2 separate regions of the Homo sapiens genome follow, and region 2 is linked to region 1. The links are chromatin loops, found by intact Hi-C in ENCODE. Cell type or tissue: IMR-90. All regions are shown on one strand. Each heading gives the region's core, and the rest is flanking DNA. Links, peaks and the distances in the headings are about the cores only.

Evidence for each region. A loop is a pair of places that touch in the nucleus more often than their neighbours do. Peaks named below come from ENCODE experiments on the same cell type or tissue, not always from the same donor. Only the 100,000 strongest peaks of a DNase experiment are listed, where the experiment ranks them.
Region 2: a loop joins it to region 1, with 1.9 times the contacts of the local background. A loop is called at or near these places in 20 of 110 quality-filtered maps.

What each region holds. Positions count from the first base shown.
Region 1 is chr2:109,236,831-109,246,360 of GRCh38, forward strand. All of the region lies in intron 1 of SH3RF3 (SH3 domain containing ring finger 3), which reads left to right. It also overlaps a transcript of RANBP2 not described here. Among named protein-coding and RNA genes, the nearest start is that of MIR4266, 72 kb to the right of the region's middle. RefSeq lists enhancers at 1,731-1,920, 2,071-2,160, 2,201-2,290. In IMR-90, for the core only: no CTCF peak of the experiment used is centred there; a DNase peak (open chromatin) is centred at 4,731; H3K27ac peaks cover 2,064 bases.
Region 2 is chr2:109,167,403-109,176,932 of GRCh38, forward strand. All of the region lies in intron 1 of SH3RF3 (SH3 domain containing ring finger 3), which reads left to right. It also overlaps a transcript of RANBP2 not described here. Among named protein-coding and RNA genes, the nearest start is that of MIR4265, 31 kb to the left of the region's middle. In IMR-90, for the core only: a CTCF peak has its summit at 4,133; DNase peaks (open chromatin) are centred at 4,229 and 4,649; H3K4me3 peaks cover 239 bases; H3K27ac peaks cover 2,325 bases.

The DNA of each region.
Region 1 (9,530 bases), core at 3,188-5,687:
ATCAAAATTGCAGGTACAGTCTCCGGCTGTGAAACGCTGCAGTGACCTGTACTTACAGCTCAGGGGACAAGGCATAAGTATAGTTCTAGGGCAGGGAGAGGCAGTCCCCAGAGAAATTTCAACTGGCCTAAGGGTTTAATATTAAAGACCCTGGACACAGAAAGATCAGGGGAAGCTAAACTTAGAAGGTAGAGAAGCCAACACAAATGAAAGCAGTGACATCATCTCACTGCAAACAATGTTAAAATAAGAAATAAACAAGAATGTCAGGCCAAAAGACAAAATACACATGGAGGAAAGATGTTCACGGAATAGATTTTAAAGAGTTAATATTTGTAATATATGAACACTCTGTTAAAAGTGGTTGTTTAAAACTACTAAAACCAGACCACCAGCAAAGAATGTATAGAAATAAGTCAGTAGAGGAACTGACAATAATTAATGTTGGAAGACATTTATCTTTATCAGAAAACATGGAGAAATGTTTGATCTTGGTAATCAAAGAGGTACACATTGAAAAAAAATGTTGTTTCTCAGCTTTCAAAGTAACAAAGAGTATAAAAAAGTGCACAGTCTTAACAAGTCTATGGAGAAGGTTGGTGGAAGGCTGGTGAAATAATGCTTTTGGGAACCAGCATGATGGATTGGAAGTCTTTAAAACAAGCTTGTCCAACCCGCGGCCTGCAGGCTGCATGTGGCCCAGGGAATGGCTTTGAATGTGACCCAACACAAATTCGCAAACTTTCTTAAAACATTATGAGATTTTTGTGTGTGTGAATTTTTTTTAAAGCTCATCGGCTATTGTTAGTGTTAGTATATTTTATGTGAGGCCCAAGACGGTTCTTCCAGTGTGGCCCAGGGAAGACAAAAGATTGGACACTCCTACTTTTAAATGCCCGTGTCTTTGATTTAGCGATGACATCTGGGGATCTTCCAAAAGAAAATCATCCTGAAAACAAACACAAAAAACAAATACTTTCTACACAAAGTTTCCATTTTAGTATAAAATAAAGCAAAAAATGAAGAACAACTTGGATATTATTAATAGTGTGGAGATTGCTAAATAAGCTATGGTATATAAATTAACTTAGTGTTATGCCACCAAATTAAAATGGTTTTTATGACCACGCAATGGCTCATGCTTGTAATCCTAGCACTTGAGGTCAGGAGTTCAAAATCAGCCTGGGAAACATGATGAGGCCCCATCTCTACAAAATATTAAAAAATTAGCCAAGCATGGTGGCATCTGCCTGTAATCCCAGGTGGAGCTGAGGCAGGAGCATTTCTTGAGCCTTGGAGTTGGAGGCTGCAGTGAACCATGATCATGCGGGTGCACTCTAGCTTGGGTGACAGAGTGAAGCCTGTCTCTTAAAAAAAAATAATAAAATAAAATGGTTTTTATGAAGACTAATTCAATAGAAAAGTGTTGGCTCTAAAAATGAAGCAGGATACCAGATGGCAAGTACACTAATATCACTGTATTTTTAAAAATCTTATAAATCTATGCACAGAGACAAGGCTGGAAGACAACTACCAGAGCATGACAGCTAGATTGTGGGTGCTTTAAAAAATTTTCTCTTTTTCTTTAATTTATACATTTCTTGTTTGTTATGTATATTTGTGTGTGTGTGTGTGTGTGTGTGTGTGTGTGTGTGTGTGTGTGTGTGTGAGAGTGAGACAGAGCCTCACCTTGTTGCCCAGGCTGGAGTGCAGTGGTGCGATCTCTGCTGGAAACTGGAAACTTTGGAGGGGACATTTTTTCAGGAATTCTTTTTCGCATTATGGATGCCACTGTTTCAGAGTTTCTTAAACCCAGAGTGTGATGAATGGAGGAGGAGAGTGCTCACAGGATGGCCTCACTCCACAGAGGACCGGATGCCCTTGTTGCTCAAGACTTCCTTCCCCCAGGCAGCTGCTACATGCTTGCATCCTCTGTGGCTCTTGCAATACAGAGGCAAGGCCCCTGATGAAACCCGGCGAGGTGTGGTCTGCCCTGGAGGACAGCAGCCAGTGTGGGGGGCAGTCCCTTCTCTCTGTCCCAAGGGAGGATACAGCTCCACTGTGGTCACTGGCTCTATGTGAGGGGGTGCATGCATCAGAGACAACAGATGAGAGGGCCCTTCAGTTGGCTTTTCTGCCTCCAGTTCTTTCTGTTCATGAGAGGAAAAGCTACTGGTAGACAGAACAATGTTAAATGTAATAAAAATAAGCAAGTTCCCTGGGTTTATGCAGTGCCAAATGTCAAGATGGTTGTATACAGGAGAAGACGTCCAAGACACGTCTTTTCCGAGTGTCCCAGAGCTCAGAACTCTGTGAGCACTTTGAGCTTCCCCAGACCTCTTTCTTCCCTGGGTGTGAGCCCTGCACAGTGCTCCGAAAAGAGCTGGGGTCCGTAAATACGGATGGCAAACAGCTCACCTGGGTTTCTCACATGGATTTGTTTTCTTGGGGGTCTCTGTATGGAAGCTTTTATCCCTTCCTAGGGGGCTATAGGAGTATTTTTGTTAAGATTCAATGGGTCATTTCCAAAGTAGTCATTTCTTTCTCCTCACACAAAAATGAACTGAATAAGAATAAGGATACAGTTTTCTAGTGAAAATTGGGGTCTTCCCTGCTCCTTGCCTCCAATCAAGTAAAAGCTTTTTAGAACAAACGGACTACAATATTCTGAAGTGATTTTGAATTTGGCCCCATATTTGACTCTGCGGTCCGATGAGGGACACGGGGTTAGTGGGCAGACACCATTGTTTGCACACACGAGACTGGGTACAGAGCCAGGCGTGATCATCCAGGATAACAGGGAGGAAAGAGAGGCCGATGAAGCCACTGATTTTTAAGAGCTTTCTTGGTGGAGTAATAGATTTTAGGGAGGGAGTTGCTCTGCCAAGTGCTCCAGCTTAAATGGAGCCACCTGTGGAAAGGAGCTGGCGGCACTGCTGTGGGAGTCCCTTGTCTTTGGGAGGGGTGTTTCACGGCCACCTGCCTTTCATCCCCACAGCTCACAGCAACTTACAGAATTTCCGACCGTCTCCTTGGAGACTTAGAGAAATGTGTGCTGAAGGTGAGGAGTCACTCAATCACTGGCAGCCAGGCGGAGGTGACTGATAGCAAAATGTGCTCTAGTTGTAGTGGGGCTTGCAGCTGGGTATCCTCTGTGGAATGCTTGCTGGCTCATGATAGATGAGTCACTTGTCTGTAGTGGTGGCCGGGGCTCTGGCCCAGACCCTTCTCTGTTTTCTTATGTGAGTGAAGGCTGTTGTATTGCATAGTGGGTGAACCACACCTGGGGATTCTAGACTTGGCACTGCCCTCTCTTCTTGTGGAACCATGGATCACCCATTTATCACCTCTGGGCCTCAGTTTTCTCACATGCAAAATCAGGGTTGAAGCCAGGCATGGTGGCTCACGCCTATAATTTCAGCACTTTGGGAGGCCCAGGAGGGCAGATCACTTGAGGTCGGGAGTCCAACATGGTTGAAACCTCATCTTTACTAAAAATACAAAAAAATTAGTCAGGTGTGGTGGCTCATGCCTGTAATCCCAGCTACTTGGGAGGCTGAGGCAGGAAAATTGCTTAAACCTGGGAGGCGGAGCTTGCAGTGAGCCAAGATCGCACCTCTGCACTCCAGCCTGGGCGACAAACAAAAAAACAAACAAACAAAATACAAACAACAAAAACTAAAACCAGAGTCAGGGTTGGGCTTGATGGTCCCTATCAGTAGCAGAGTCCCCTGGTGTGGCACTTTGACTTGTGGATAAATAGGTTTTTCATTGCTGCAGTTTCAAACCTTCAGCTTCTCTAATATCCCCTGCCACTGACGGATTATTTCACACGAACCAGAGAGGCCATTAGGTGAGAATGCCTTCATCTTCCCTCCCTCCCACCTCTGAGCACCCTTCTGTTTCCTTCTGAGCTTCTTCCTATTTCCTCCTGTCGTCCTTCTCCTCTCTAGACCCTGAGGGGTTTCTCTTCTCTTCTAAGGTTACTTCTTCCTACTGGACTCCTGACACCCCCACCCCCACCCCTGCCCTTGGGAACTTGATTCCATCTCTCTCTCTCTGTCTCTCTGTCTTGCTCCCCGCTTCTTTTCTCATGTTCCATCTTCTTTCTCCCTCACCTCCTTATAATCCACATCCAAACAAGTCCACATCTCCCCAAAAACTCCATGCCTCCCTTTTGGCCAAAAAGAACTCTATAGAGCATCAGAAGAATAATTACTAAAAATATATGTTTAAAATAAGTGGCCTTAGTAGTAAGCTCTGAGAATGAGAAGCTTCATTGTCTAGTAAGTTAATACAAATTAGTCGACAGTCAATGATGACAAGAAGAGAGCGAAATAAGTTTGTACTTACATACCTCAAAACAAAAACTCTCTGAAAAAGCAGTTTGTTTGTCTCTTGACCTAACAATTCCAGCCTAAGAATATAACAACAACAACAGAAAAGACAAATTCATTTGTAGTAATGGCCATTATAAAAGATGGACGGATATTGGAGCATTTGAAGTGGAAAAAAAGTATACAAAATTCATCTTGCTGTGGGACCCTCTCCCCTTTTCTAGGGCCATATGGGTATAGATGCATTGGGGGAAAAAATGGCTGGAAGAAATACTTTAGGAATGTCCTTTTTTTTTCTTTATATCTTTTGAAATTTCCTACATAAGCTCGTATTACATTTTGTTGGCAGAAAATCAGATTTATAACCATCCGTCCTCCCTCCCACACAACCTTCTTCCCTCCCACTTGGCCTCAGGCATTGAGGTTTGGCTTGGTTCGGTCAGCTCTGCTGGGAGGGCCCCTGGGACTCTCTGTCTCCCCGCCTCGCCATGGTGAGGGTTCGGCAGTTCTCTCCCCCAGTCCCTGCAGTCCCTCTTCTCTGGCTTCTGTATCTGCCAGTTTTCTGTTCCCACCCTGCGTGTTTCCCTAGTGTCTTGAATAATTTTTTTTTTTTTTTGAGATGGAGTCTTGCTCTGTCCCCCAGGCTAGAGTGCAGTGGTGCGATCTCGGCTCACTGCAAGCTCCGCCTCCCGGGTTCACGCCATTCTCCTGCCTCAGCCTCCCGAGTAGCTGGGACTACAGGGGCCCACCACCTCTGCTTGGACCTGAGACACGATGTTCCCCAGAGTGCTGCTTTCATGGTGGTTTTCTTGGCCTGACACCTGTGAGTGATCAGACTGGGAAAGAGGATTCCCTTTCCCAGTCCTTCGTCCTGCAAGTGGCTGGCTCTGGTGTAGACGGGGGTGTCATAGGTAGCCTGCCACACAGGGTGGCTCCTCTGTTCGCCTCCTGTTTTCCCTGGTCATGGTGGGCTCCCTGAGGAATCACTTCCCCTCTTGTCTGTGTTGGTGTCCTAGCTTAGGTGGCCCCTTTTCCTGCTGTTCTCAACTTTGGTAGCACCTTGGCACCATCTGGGGAGCTTTGTAGTCCTGAGGCATGGGTTCCCCCTAGCAGTTTTAATGTCACCAATTGGGTGGAAGCCAGGCCTGGGAGTCTAGAAGCTCCCAGCTGAGTCTGCTGGCTGCTACACTGAGGACCTTGTCTCCTGTCTGTGTCGTGCCTCGTTGCAGATGGTCACACCCATAGAGCAGCCCGTGCCTAGAGTCCTGGGCCTTGGGGCTCAGAATGGGGCCAGGCCTTCCTGCTGAGCCGCCCCAGTGACACAGGCACTGATTGGCCACTGGAGAAGCGGGAGTGAATGGCAACAAGGCCAAGTGGGAAGCCTGTGTCTGCACTGACCACCGTGCCCCAGGCCGGCCTAGCCCAAAGAGACCTCCTGCTTTGACTTTTCCTTACTGGGCTGTGCCTACCTTGTGAAAACTCCAGTAAAATTAATCCAATGGCTGCTTGGCCAGACAGTCAGGACACATTTCGTGAGCCCTGGTCTGGGCTCAGAGGTTTGGAGTCCACAGCTGGGCCTTGATCTTCTTTCCCCAGTGACGTCCTCAGGCTGGGGTGTGGCAAGTTTGGAGAGGATGGGGACCCTCACTCTGTGGCCCAAATAGAGCAATAGGGCCTTTTTCTTCTGCTTCAGATTATCTATTCTCACAAAGGGAACAGGCATCCAAAAACCTCACAGAACAGCATTAGGAAATCAGGAATTGCAGCCAAAGGACTCTTGTCCTCTGTGTGAGGCTGAGTCGGACTTCCGTGACTCATGGTTCTGTTATTCTGAGTGTTTGAGACTATTAAGGAAATTGAATTTAGAGTGTCGTGATTTGTGAGAACAATGAAATCGGCTGTTCATATTCCTGTAGCGTCAGCAGCAGATGAGATGGGAGGTGTTGTCTTTCAGGCAGACAATTGGGAGCAGGCTATTGCCTTGTGCAGGTGTCTTGTAAGGGCTGAGGAAAGCTTCTTGAGGTCTGAGCAGTAGCTGAGAGGTCTGCAGATCCCCTGCCTCAGTAGAGGGACCCATCAGCAACTGCCAGTCCTGGGCCAGAGCCGGCGTCAGCCGTACACCGCATGGATCCTGAGACTCCCGTGTGCTTTTGCAGCCCTGAGATTCCATGTGCTTAGTCTCCTTCTGTTCACCCCTTACCAGATATTCCCGGGGCACATGCTGGAGTGCCTGTCCTTTCTTCTTGCATCAAGTGTGTGGTGGCAAATGAGGAAGGGATTTTCGTATTCTCCTCGTGTGCATTCCAGCCAGGGAGGCCAATGAACAGGAAATGCTCATGAAAAAAGTCAGATGGGGCAGGTGACATACAGGTAATTAACACCATGGGAACCTATAATGGAGAATGACAGAGAATGACTTTTATATTTGGTGGCTGGGGAACATTTTTAAAGAGATGGTGTCTAAACTGAGAGCTGAAGATATGAGTGGTGAGAAGGGGCCAGGGAGGCAAAGGTCGGGGACAATCGCCTGGTACAGGGAGACTAAGGAGAGATTGAGCATGGTGTTTTCAGAGAACCTCGGGGTGGCCCGAGTGGTTTTGCAATCCAGGAAAGGAGTTTGGGACATGTTCTCTGTGCGTTGGGAAGCCATTGAAAGGCTGTAATCAGGACAATACGTGATCTGGTTTGCTTTAGAAAGATCTTGAGTGAGTAAATAGATGAGTGAGTAGTGAGTGAGAGAGGCTTAGACACCAGAAGAGCTCATGCCACCGACATGCAGCCATGGGCACTTGGTGGTTCTGTTTGCCCTGCCCAGCTCATGTGCTCATAGGTGAAGTTTTTGCCATCAGCAGTGATCATTAAACAGTGAGATGGGTAATTGTAGCGAGGGTATTTTCTCTGTTGGTCCTAGATTGCCTAGAATCCTGATAGAAAGAATAGTTTTCCTTGAACTTACAATTCAGCAAATCCTCTGTAGCTATTTTTTTTGTACTGTTTGAAGGATGTACTATTTATGGACTGCAAAACAATGGATTCTAATCCGAGCTGGAGATAAAACATGACGGGGGCATAAAACATTTAAGAAGCACACAGGAGGTACAACAAAGCATTATGCAACAGCTTCTTCAGGCAAATGTGCACATTTTGCATCTAGGAGCAGGTGAGAAAAGTGACACAGAGCAGAATTGTCCTAATATATAAACCTCAGGTGGTATTATGAAAGTAAATACTATATTCAGTCTTTAGGCAAAACCATCAGTACTGATTTTTGCCCATGAATGCAATTCTGTCTTCCTGATGTGTTGGAACTACCCCCAAACAAATGCCAAATGTGAGATTGAAAATTAAATTTATAGGGCCCTAAGCTGTTTGGAACTGTTTTTAAGATGAGAGCTGTTCCACCTAATAGTTGCTATAGGAATAAGCTGGCAGGATGAGGAAAACCCAAGAATGCCAGTTAGCAGGAGAAGATATCGGAGTTTCTGTTAGGCAAACACAGGGAGGAAATATGGAGATGGTATTATCTGCAGCACTGAGAATCACAGCCTCTAGAGACAGGAGTCAAAGTCACTCAGAACCTCAATGCCCGGGCCCTTGAGGCAGCCTGTGGCCCAGGGCAGGTGCCCCTCCTGCTGCTGGCCTTGGAGGGGTGGCCTGAGAACAGGGGAGGTTTTACACACCTTTCCCACTGCAGCCTGTGCCATCGTCATATTCTGCAGGGTGTGGACACAAGTTAGAAGCAAGACAAAGTTGGCTGGCCCTGAGCTTGCCCTTGGGTTTGAGACTTGATCAGGTGCCAGTATCTCTATGGAGAACTGTGAGTACAGTTCTTGCTGTCTTTGTTGTTGGATGGCGTCCCCTTTAAGTGTTTAGTCCTGTTGTCTGGGCAGCCTTGTGCTGAGGGACCCATTGCTGAGCAGAGTGTGCCCAGTTCTCAGCAGATAGAATGAGAGCCCCTCCACCATCTCACGGGAAGCTCCCCTGCTGGAGCCCACTTGGGTTCTTGCCATGTGGCTTCTGTGCTCCTGGTGAATGTATAGCTCCTGTCTCTCTAGGGTCATCTTACTGGCTGCTCTGAGGTTTTCAGACCACAGAGACAGGAGTAGAGCTGTCTGCTGCCATGGTCAAGGTGAGGCCCATGCCTGTGGTCATTCCCTCTGTCCCCAACTTGGGGACAGTGTCAACCTCTGCTGTAACTGGAATTCCCTCTTGGTGCTTTCATGTAATTTTTGTTTCTTTGTGGTTTTTGTCTGGATATTCAGACCCTCAGAGTCTGGCAAAATAATTTGCACATTAGTGCTTCCTATGTGAGTTGATTATTTTCCTTTCTAAGAGTCAACTAGAAATAAAAAGTAAATTAAGTTTTTATTTTTATTGGACAAACTGCACCTCTAGCCTGACATGTTATTATAGGAACTTGGGCTTTGAGGAGACAAATTTAAGTCTATATATAAAATAACTTTACGAGTTTTCATATTTGCTTCTTATCCCTTGAACTGAGACCATATTTGTTAAGATTTCTCTCTGAAATTGGCCACAATAAATATCTTAACAAATTCAGGAAATTCATTCTAAGTCATCATTTTTGCTATAATTCCTGGACCTTCAGATTTTCTGGTTAAAGTTGCCTCAGGGGGACCCTCAGATCTTTATGGAGTTTGTAAATCCATCATGAGAGATTGAATCTAGAGTACTTAACACTTGAAATCTAGAGTACTTAACACAATCCCGGGCATCATTTACTGGTCTCAGGAAATCCTTTGAGGGAACAAAAAAAAATTACTGCTATAATGAAAGTCTCTAAGCTGGCTTATTCACAAAAAACCAGTGTGGTGAAACAAAAAAAGAGCATGGATTTTTGAAATCAAGACACCTGGATTCATACTTCAATTTTACACCTAGGACTGTGATAACATTGGGCAAGTTACTTAGCTTCTGTTTCTTCATTTGTGAAGTGGGAGGATACCTGCTTTGCAGGGTGGTTGTGAGGTTGACAGAGGCTGCCTTAGGCTTTTCAAGCTGCTGTAACAAAATACCGTAAACGCAGTGGTTTAAAAGCGGCAGCAATTTATTTCCCACAGTTCTAGACGCTGGTCGTCCAAGATCAAGGCACTGGCAGATTCGATGTCTGGTAAAGACTGGCCTCCAGGTTCACAGACGGTGCCTTCTCACTGTGTCCTCCCATGGTAGAGG
Region 2 (9,530 bases), core at 3,106-5,605, 70 kb before region 1:
GGGAGACTTGAAGGTTTATATCCTGGCAAGGGGTGATGATTGGTAGAAATAACCCCCAGGCTAGGAGAGCTGGTGTCTTATTCATTATTTCCTGTTTTACATTGTATTTCCCCAGTCATCCCCCATTGGTATTGTTTAGTGTCTGAATTCTTTTATTTAATTCATTTATTTATTTAGTTGTTTATTTTTGAGACAGTGTTGCTCTGTCACCCAGGCTGGAGTGCAGCGGCACGATCTCGGCTCACTGCAACCTCAGCTTCCTGGGTTCAAGCGATTCTCCTACTTCAGCCTCCCGAGTAGCTGGGACTACAGACACCTGTCACCACGCCTGGCTAATTTTTTGTATTTTTAGTAGAGGTGGGATTGCGCCATGTTAGCCAGGATGGTCTTGATCTCCTGACCTTGTGATCCACCCACCTCAGCCTCCCAAAGTGCTGGGATTACAGGCGTGAGCCACTGCACCCAGCCTAGTGTCTGAATTCTCTCCACTTGACCGTAAGCTTCATCAGGTAAGGAGCTATAGTTGTGTTTATTGTTGTATCTTTCACATGTAGAGAAACATTTATTAAATGTTGAACATAGTGATACAAGGTGATCTCTCTAAATGTGGCATGGGAGGGAAGCCTGTTCTGTGCAAAGTCTCTGTGGGACTTTCATTTACTAAAATGAAATCATCCTACACACCCAATTAAGACAGGGCTTTTATGATGCGTTGAGTGCCTCCTTGTTAGGCTTAAATTGTGTGCTTTCAGGAAGCCAAAACAGCAATGAAGACTGTGATTTGCAAACATTGCATCATTGGGTTACAAATTCAGAGCTTTTCTGGAGAGATCAAAACTATACATTTTCACCACCTGATGGGGTCTGACTGTTGGGAAATGACATTCCTGTTCTTGCATTATTTCTGGTCATTTGGTGAGTGATCTCAGAGTGCAGGGCTGTCTTTGTTCAGAACCCAGCTATCAGGAGTGAGATGAATGGAAAAATATGATGACTTCAAGAGCCTTGCTAATGCTAGCTAGATTCCTGTGCTTGCGAGATGGGCTCTTGGCAGGAGGGAGAGGGCAAGATGGGCTCTCAGCAGGAGGGAGAGGGCTTCCCTGTTCAGAGGGGGACCTTCTGCAACATCTTCTTACACTTGACCTTAGTCTCTTCCTACTTCTAATCTTCGGACTGTAATGTTGCCCAGACTGACTGATCTGGCCGTAGGTGGTAAGAATCTTACAAATCGATGCCATGGACTGGCAGCTGCTCAAACTGAAAACCTTTCAGTCAGGAGTTCCCTTCTCTTGGGTCTGTTGTGATGCCTTCTGGCACTGGCTTCTGAGAGGCCATCAGCACTGTTGGCCCTTCTCATTGCCTTCTTCACAGTAGGAATTAAGCCTGAACAGTAGATCTCTGTCTTCCTGGTGGGCAACTGTGTTTTTTAAGACCTCAGTGAGAGTTGTCTTTGGAAACAAATGAATGGAACGCTGCATGCTGGCCTGTTCTCTGCTGTATCTTCAGGACTCCTGAGCCAAACCTGATTTCATCATCTTCTCGAGGGCTCAGTACACATTGAGCTGTCACCTGTGGTGTGTGGCCTGGAAGAAAGGCAGCTCATGAGTTTGCCTAACAGGACTCTCCCTTGGTCACTGAGGGCTGAGAAGTGGCACTAGGAACCACCACTGAGGCAGCCTTTGGAGGAGCCAGAATTCTTTGGAGCAGGATTGCTGGTAGATTTGTTAGTTGTAAGGCCCACATCTCGTCATATGTACTATTTAATAATACTGAGTTGTGACTTTATTTGTGGTTAGAAAACCAGCTATGGGACAAACAGTGCTGGTTTGTCTCTAAGCATTTAAAATCATTTGGAAAGTGTTTGTACTTGCTGAGAGGCGGGTATATTATTTTTGCCAAGTTCATAGTACCATCCATTGGTGGTATGAAATTAATTTCTGAGCCCACCAAGTTTCAGGAAGGGTCCCTTGCTCCATACTATGATGGTGATGATGTGGCTGATGATGCTGTGCTGGTGAAGAACACAGCTCAGCTCCCTGTGGTGGAGGAGGGTGTTGAATTGTCGGGGAGGAAGCTGGAGGGAGCTTCTTATCTCTGCTCTGTGCTCTCTTGGTCATGGGTCCATTTTCATTTCTGTAGCTTCTAAGGGGTCCAGGCTAAAGGCATAAAGTTGCTTTATGCTGAACAAACTGACCGAGCTTAGCAAGTAGGATAGCTCTCCATAAGTTTAATAGGGTTGGGCAATGTATTTGAACATAGCATGTGTTTAATTGTTTTCATTGTTTGGCTATATCTCTCTCTCTATATATATCTATATATATAACCAAAATACATATGTATAAAACAACCATACACACACACACACACACATGACCCCCCAAAATCAAATAGGCTGATAGATTACTCAGAAAAAGATAAGTCACATAGGAAGTGGGCTATATAAAACCAGAACTTCCATGAACACAGATGCTCCCTCCCACTGGCACCTGGCATGCATGGCAGGTGCTTTATATTGAAGTGCAGAAGTATATGAGTTTTAAATCTTTAAGAGACTTTAATGTTTTACTTGATAACAAAAGAAACATCACATCCTATTTTCCTGAATAGTCCTTTATCTTCATATGGCTCATAACTGTTATAGTTTTGATAATCATGGCATTTTGGCCAAAACACTTTGCCAGAAACTATAATCTCTACAAGTTTCCTTAGGCTATGAAGGTGTTTTAGAGGATTATAATTTTACATACCCCTAATACCATCGTCGGCTCTTGTTTCCTTATCTGCAGATGAACGAGATGTTTTCTTTCTCTCTCTTTTTTCTCTTCTCTTCTCTTCTTTTCTTTTCTCTTCTCTTCTCTTCTCTTCTCTTCTCTTCTCTTCTCTTCTCTTCTCTTCTCTTCTCTTCTCTTCTCTCCTCTCTCTCTCTCCTCTCTCTCTCTCTTTCCTTTCTTTCTTTCTTTTTTGACCACATCTTGTTCTGTTGCCCAGGCTGGAGTGCAGTGGCACAATCTCGGCTCACTGCAACCTCCGCCTCCCGGGTTCAAGTGATTCTCCTGCCTCAGCCTCCTGAGTAGCTGGGACTGCAGGCGCACACCACCATGCCTGGCTAATTTTTGTATTTTTAGTAGAGATGGGGTTTCACTATGTTGGCCAGGATGGTCTCGATCTCCTGACCTCAACCTCGTGATCCACCCGCCTCGGCCACCCAAAGCGCTGGGATTACAGGTGCGAGCCACTGTGCCTGGTCAAACAGAATATTTCCTAAGGGTTCATCCTGCTCCACAGTCTGAGGTTGTTATTTGTTAATTAAATAAATATTTGTTGGGCATTGACCATGTGCCAGGCACTGGGGCTCAAGGGGTGCGGATGACCCATCTGTTTCTCTCAGGAAGCTGACATCCAGGTGCACAGGGCATAGTTTACCTGTGAACAGAGAGGGCGCTTTTCTCCCCTCAGTAAGCTACCTTGCGTCACCTTCCTCTGTTCAAAGAGGACTGATAAATCACCTCACTAAGCAGCTGTTGCCTGCAGGTAGCCCACACCGGGCTGGGTGCTGAGGCACAGAGGCACACAGGGCGCTCCCCACAGGAACCAAGCCCGGGAGGCACACCTGCATGCCAGGTGCTGGGGGCTGGGGGAGTCTGTGTCCTGGTTTGGTTCATGGGCATCCTGGTTTTATGTAGCTCACTTGCTGTGTGACTTATCTCTTCCTCAGTAATCTGCAGCACCTAGATCATTCAGGTTTTGTTTTGTTTTATATATATGTACATTTTTTGGTTTATTTATGTATATAAAGTACATACATCACCAAATATAACCATATTATGGCTGTATTTGCTTACATGTATTTGGTTGTTTTGGTTATATATGTAGAGTTGAATGTCCTTTTATTTCCTTGTCATATCTATTTCTTATCTATAGCCTGTTAAGAATTCAAAGTTTTTGTCATCTCTATACAAAATGATGGCTATTTGTTGTTAGTGACTATGAATATTCGGAGAAAATTATCTGCATATTGACTTGAAATACTCTTCCTAACAAAAATGCTTCCCCTCCTGCTCCACGCTTGCCCCCCTACCCCGACCCCTCACTGCTGCTGGGCTCGCGGGTATGGTCAGCGCTGTGGCTTCGCCCGCGGCGGGCCAGGGAAGTGCATTAGAACACGGAGCACAGGGAGCTATTTCCTTCTCGCCGCCCCTGGTCTGTGCAGAGCTGCCTCTGAGACATTTCCTGTGCGGGAATGAATCCAGGGCTCCAGGGCTGTTTAGTCTGGGCCTTTGGGAGTTCGGTGCAGCTAATGCCTTCCAGAGGCCCAGCCCCTGCGCCTGGCGCTGCCCTCCTGGTGCCCACGCTGGCTGGCTCCCTGCCGTGCATCCCGGCCACGCTCACTTGCAGCGGGGAGTGGCTGCCTGCCCCAAGCTGGCCTGTCATCCAGGAATGAAGATGTTCTATTTGTGTTTTATATGGATTCACTTTGAAACTCCCATTCTGTGTTCCCATAAAGGGCATGCATGTGCCGAGCCCAGCCTTGACTCCCTCCTTTCGCTGTGGTGAGCTTGTTTATTTTCAGCGTGATTCTCAGCTGAGTCGCCCGTTTCCCAATAAAAGGCAGGGCCCAGCACTGTGGGCTCCATGAGGGCCTGTTTGGTTGCTTGGTTTGGAGCACGAGGGAAAACTTGATATGCACGTCATTTCCCAGTTCCAGGCAATGACCTGGGGCAGAGCGGGTGGGGAGCAGGTCTCCCGGAGCCATCTGGAATATGCCGATGAGTGAGCTGTGCATTAGCTCTCAGACCAGGGTCCTCTGGCAGCCAGGCCTCTGAGCACAGCGTCTGAAGTATCAGCCGCCACAGGGATCTGTGGGCAACAGCTGCGTGTGGCCTGTGCTGTTTCTCTCCTGACAAGGACCTTGCAAACAGCGTGGAAATGCGCGAGCCAGCGGTCAAACCCCTCTTCACCATGCACGGAGCTCAGCCGTCCTCTCCCTGCTCCTGGAGGTCTTCCTTTTTCTGTGACTGTAACCTAAAAACATTAAAATACGTTTATTGAGATAGCAAACTTTTATCCTCTTGGTGTTTGCAGTGAAAATAGTCCTTAATGGTGTAATTTTCCTTTCTTACCTCCCTCCGCTTGTCCCGTCCTAGCTCTTGTTATTCCAAACAGTGTGGATTATTGGGCTGCACCTGGCCACCCAGGCTGGTGTTTTGAATCAGCAGCATCACCTCTCCGGAGCCCATAGCAGGAAGCAATTGTTTGGGATCTGATACTGCTGGGCTCTCATTTTCCTTGTCTTAGAAATGGGGACACATGTCTGCCCATGTTGAGCTCTGGCAGGGATGCTGGACTTTTTGTCCTAGCTAAGAAACCAAACTGCATGTGGGTTACGGAAGTGGTCTAAGTTTCCCAGTGCCAGCACGAAGCCTCGACTGGTGAGTATTGTAGAAGAGCACTGCCTTAGCTGAGTCCAGTATTTCTCTTCCAAAATAAACGTGCATGTTCAAAGCAATTGCTTGTCTGTGGGTATAACTGTTGTGTGACTGGTAGCTGTGGGAACACACTGAGTGTCATGTATGACCTTGCGCTTGTCTTCACGCAGATGTCAGTAAGACTTCCAAAGTCTGTGTTGGTCATCCCTGGGTGGTGGGATTTAAGGGAAAATTTTACTTTCTTCTTCATGTTTTCTGATCTATTTAAGTTTCAATAAATGAACATCTTTTTTTAACTCAAATTTTAAAAATTTGTAACTTCTAGGGCTTTGGAATCTTTTTTTCTTCATGGAAATCGAACACAGACTGAGTCATGGTTCTTAGAATTCTGTAATTATCAAGTTGAAAAGAACCTTAAGAATTGTCTGGCTCAGAACCTGGGATTGAGATGAGAGGCTCCTGAGCCTGCACTTGCGTTTTCTCCTCAGACTCTCCTTCCTGTGCTCTGCCCGTTATCAACCGAGCCGTCCCTGCCTGGGTTGTCTATCGTGTGACTGTTTCAGATAAAGGCGGGTTATCTTGGTTTGGAAGAATTCGGATAAATGACATAGTTCTTCATTGCCTCTCCAGTTGACTCTGCCTTACCCACAGGCAGATTTAAGGCTGGGGTTGGCACACTGCCTGCAGGCTATGTATTGTCTGTGGCTGCCTAACAACAGAGCTCTAACAGCAGAGCTGGTGGCTGCGGGGAAGGCCACACAGACCCCGCAGCCTGCAGTGGTTACCGTCTGGCCCTTTCATGGACCCCTGCTGAGACTCATTAGACAGTGGGATGTGAGCAGGAGACCCACGGCAAAGACAGTGAATGTAAGATGGGAAATCCGCTGTCTGGAGGGGCAGTGTCTAGGGGGACCAGGGACTGTGGTAGCCTGCCTGTGGTGTGTGCTGTGAGCTCAGTGTCGGCCCCTGACCAAAGGCATGCGATGGGGCTGGAACACTGCCGTCGTCCTTGGAATTGGATGTTCAGACTCAGCTCTTTTGCTGTTGCTTCATCTGGAATGTTCTCATTAGGAATGTGAAATCCGGTGTGGGCCAATTCTTATGCCCTTTAAAGCAGATGTCGGGTTCAGGCTGTGGGCACTGAGTCCTGAGACTGGCATTGGTGGCGGAAAGCACTGGGCTCAGTCCTTGATTCAGAGAACACACAGCAGTGCGGTTTGGTGGCTGCTCCCACAGTGTCCCCATAGCCTTCCTTGCCTGTGCAGTGGCCCCAGTGGCTTCAGGACAGCAGGGCTGTGCCATAGGGCAGAGCCTCCCAACCAGAGGCTCCAGGATGTTGTGGAGTTCATGAAGGTAGCCATGGATGTCCCTGGCCATTTTACTGTTTCGAAGAGTAAGGTGGACATCACAGTTTTATCTATGACTGGGAAACACAGGCAGAGAGAAGGACTAAGTTGCTTTGTTTTGGCAAGAGGGGAGAGGAACAGACATGTGGGGATGCTTCCTGTGTACCAGACTGGGTGCTGGGTTTTTGACTTCCTTTCATTTTTTTTCTATACCATACCTCATGCAGTTGGCAGCCAATACTCCACAGCTGGGGCGTGGGTGGGACCAGAGTGGTGCCCTGATCAGAGTAGGCACCAGGCCACACTCACTTGGCTGCTGCCAGGCCCAGCCAGGGCAACGGGCAGTCCTGGAATCAAAGCCTGTGGTCTTTCTACAACAACCCATGGTGTCTGGAATTCCCTCCATTGTGGCTATGGTGTTCGTATCTAGGTGGCTGAAGCCTTGCTATGTTTGATAAGGAACAGGAAGATAAATGGTTAATAAATGTAATATATTTGGAAGATGATATTTTCAGGATAGGGCACATGCACTGAGGTGGGAGATTTTAACCCAGCGTCTTTGGAGGAAAAGTTGGAAATGATGCCTTGTGTGGCTCACTCGCTGGAGCCCTGCTGGCAGACCCATGAGGGCAGGGGCTTAGCGTGCAAGCTTCAGGGATAGGATAGCAGGAGCACAGGCAGTTTCTTTCTGCCCCTCTGTCAACATATTTCAGATTCTCTTTTAGGCTTGTCTAGCACTGATGTCATCTAATGGGGAGAGTCCTTGCATTTGCCTTAAATAGGGTATATTTAAAGAGTGATTTATACCTTTTTCCAAAACAATATATTGCCCAACTGTCTTTTGGCTTCCTTGAGTAGCCTTTATTTGAGTCGCACAGCAAAATCCCATATTTAAATGATTTTGAGATGCTGCTAAGAAGTGCATTCATGCCTACTAGTAGTCCTGGTCATTATCAGTCCCACTAAACCGGGACCTAGTCCTGGTCCAGACTAGAAATTGGAGTCCATCATTTCAGAGTCAGTGGTGACGTCAGTTTGGTGCCATGGCCTGTGGTGCTTCCTGTTTTCCTTGCCTGGCACTTGTACTTCATCCTTTCCCCTATTGGCACGCTAATCTTTGCATGGTTTTATCTTGATGAGATGTCTGAGGGGTTTGTATTTCATCCTGCAGCACAGAAACAAAGGTTAGCTCATTGAAAAGCAAACGCTGGTGAATTCAGGCACACTTGGAAATAAATGCAAACTTTTTGGCAGTCGTCTGTGTAACCAGGAAGCTTCACGAGTTGGCAGGTGGTTTCACATCTGTTTGTTCCTTTACTCAACAAGTATTAACTGAGAGCAAACAAGGATGAGCTCATGGCTCCCCTGAATGAGACCAGCACTGTGGCTGCTCAGGTGCAGGAGCTGCAAATCTGAAATCTTAGGTTATTGCTTTGGCTGAAAAGTGCAATCTCAGTGGAAACCTTATTTTTAAGGATCTCCAGAATCAGTAATAGGACACATTTTGGGTTACCTCAACTAAGGGACTTTTCTAGGTAGAGTGTACATAAAAATGAAGTAAGTAACTTTGAACAGTGTAATTGTAATCTATTGGCTTCAAAGAGAGTCTAGAGTAAGGAGTAATTCATCTTTTAACAGCTGTAAGCTGCCATGCCAGTAATAGTTTTTTAAACATGTCTTTTAGTTTTGCATCTTAATTATTTATTGGGTATGCACTAATTAATTTTTTTCCAGGGAGTTCTTTGAATATTTTATAGTAATACTTTATTTTTCTGGATCACTTGTGCTGAAGCAGATCAGAGAGCAAGCAGAAAAGATCCACGTGGTCTAATTGATATTCTGCATGTTATATCCTTGAGACTCTGTCTTCACTGGGGGCCTAGCTCCTTTGGGTTTTGGTCAGCACACTGGAAAGCCTCATTCTGTCCACCTGCATTTCCTGGGTGTCTGCCCTTTACTTGGCCCAGTGCTAAATCTTGAAAATTCAAAGGGTAATAACCAACATACAACCAGTGGGGGAAAAGCAGACTTGTGCAATGATTATTTTGTGATTCTTGAGTCAAGTAGCAATTGTAGAGTTTAATAAAATAGAAAAGGGTACAGAGGAGGAAGCCAATTAATTGAAAGGTTATTTCATTGAGGGCTGGAAGGAGGTGTTTTGAGAGAAGACAGCTGAGCAGCAGTGAGATACTCTGAGAGAACACCATGTGCAATGGAATGCTGTGTTTTTAGGAGCCCAATAGTTGCTCACAATTTCTTGATCAAAAGGCATAGGGGCCAGCCATGATGGCTCATGCCTCTAATCCTAACACTTTGTGGGGCCAAGGTGGGAGGATCACTTCAGTCCAGGGGTTCAAGATCAGCCTTGGCAACATAATGAGACCCTATCCCTACAAAAAATTAAAATAAAAAATTAGCCAGGTGTGGTGGCACATGCCTGTAGTCCCAGCAACCCAGAAGGCTGAGGCAGGAGAATCGCTTGAACCTGGGAGTTTCAGATTTCAGTGAGCTATGATGGTGTCACCGCACTCTAGCCTGGGTCACAGAGCCAGACCCTGTCTCTAAAAAAGAAGGCATAGGGGCATGGAAACAGGAATGGAGGCTGTTCCGCTGGCAGAAGTTAGGCTCAGCCGTGAACTTTATCTTATGTGACACGGCATTGTTGAACAGTTTTCAGCCCATGATGTGTATTTAGGGGAGAAAGATCACTAGCTGAAGGATAGGGATGCATTTGTCAGGGTGAGACTGGTGGAAAGGA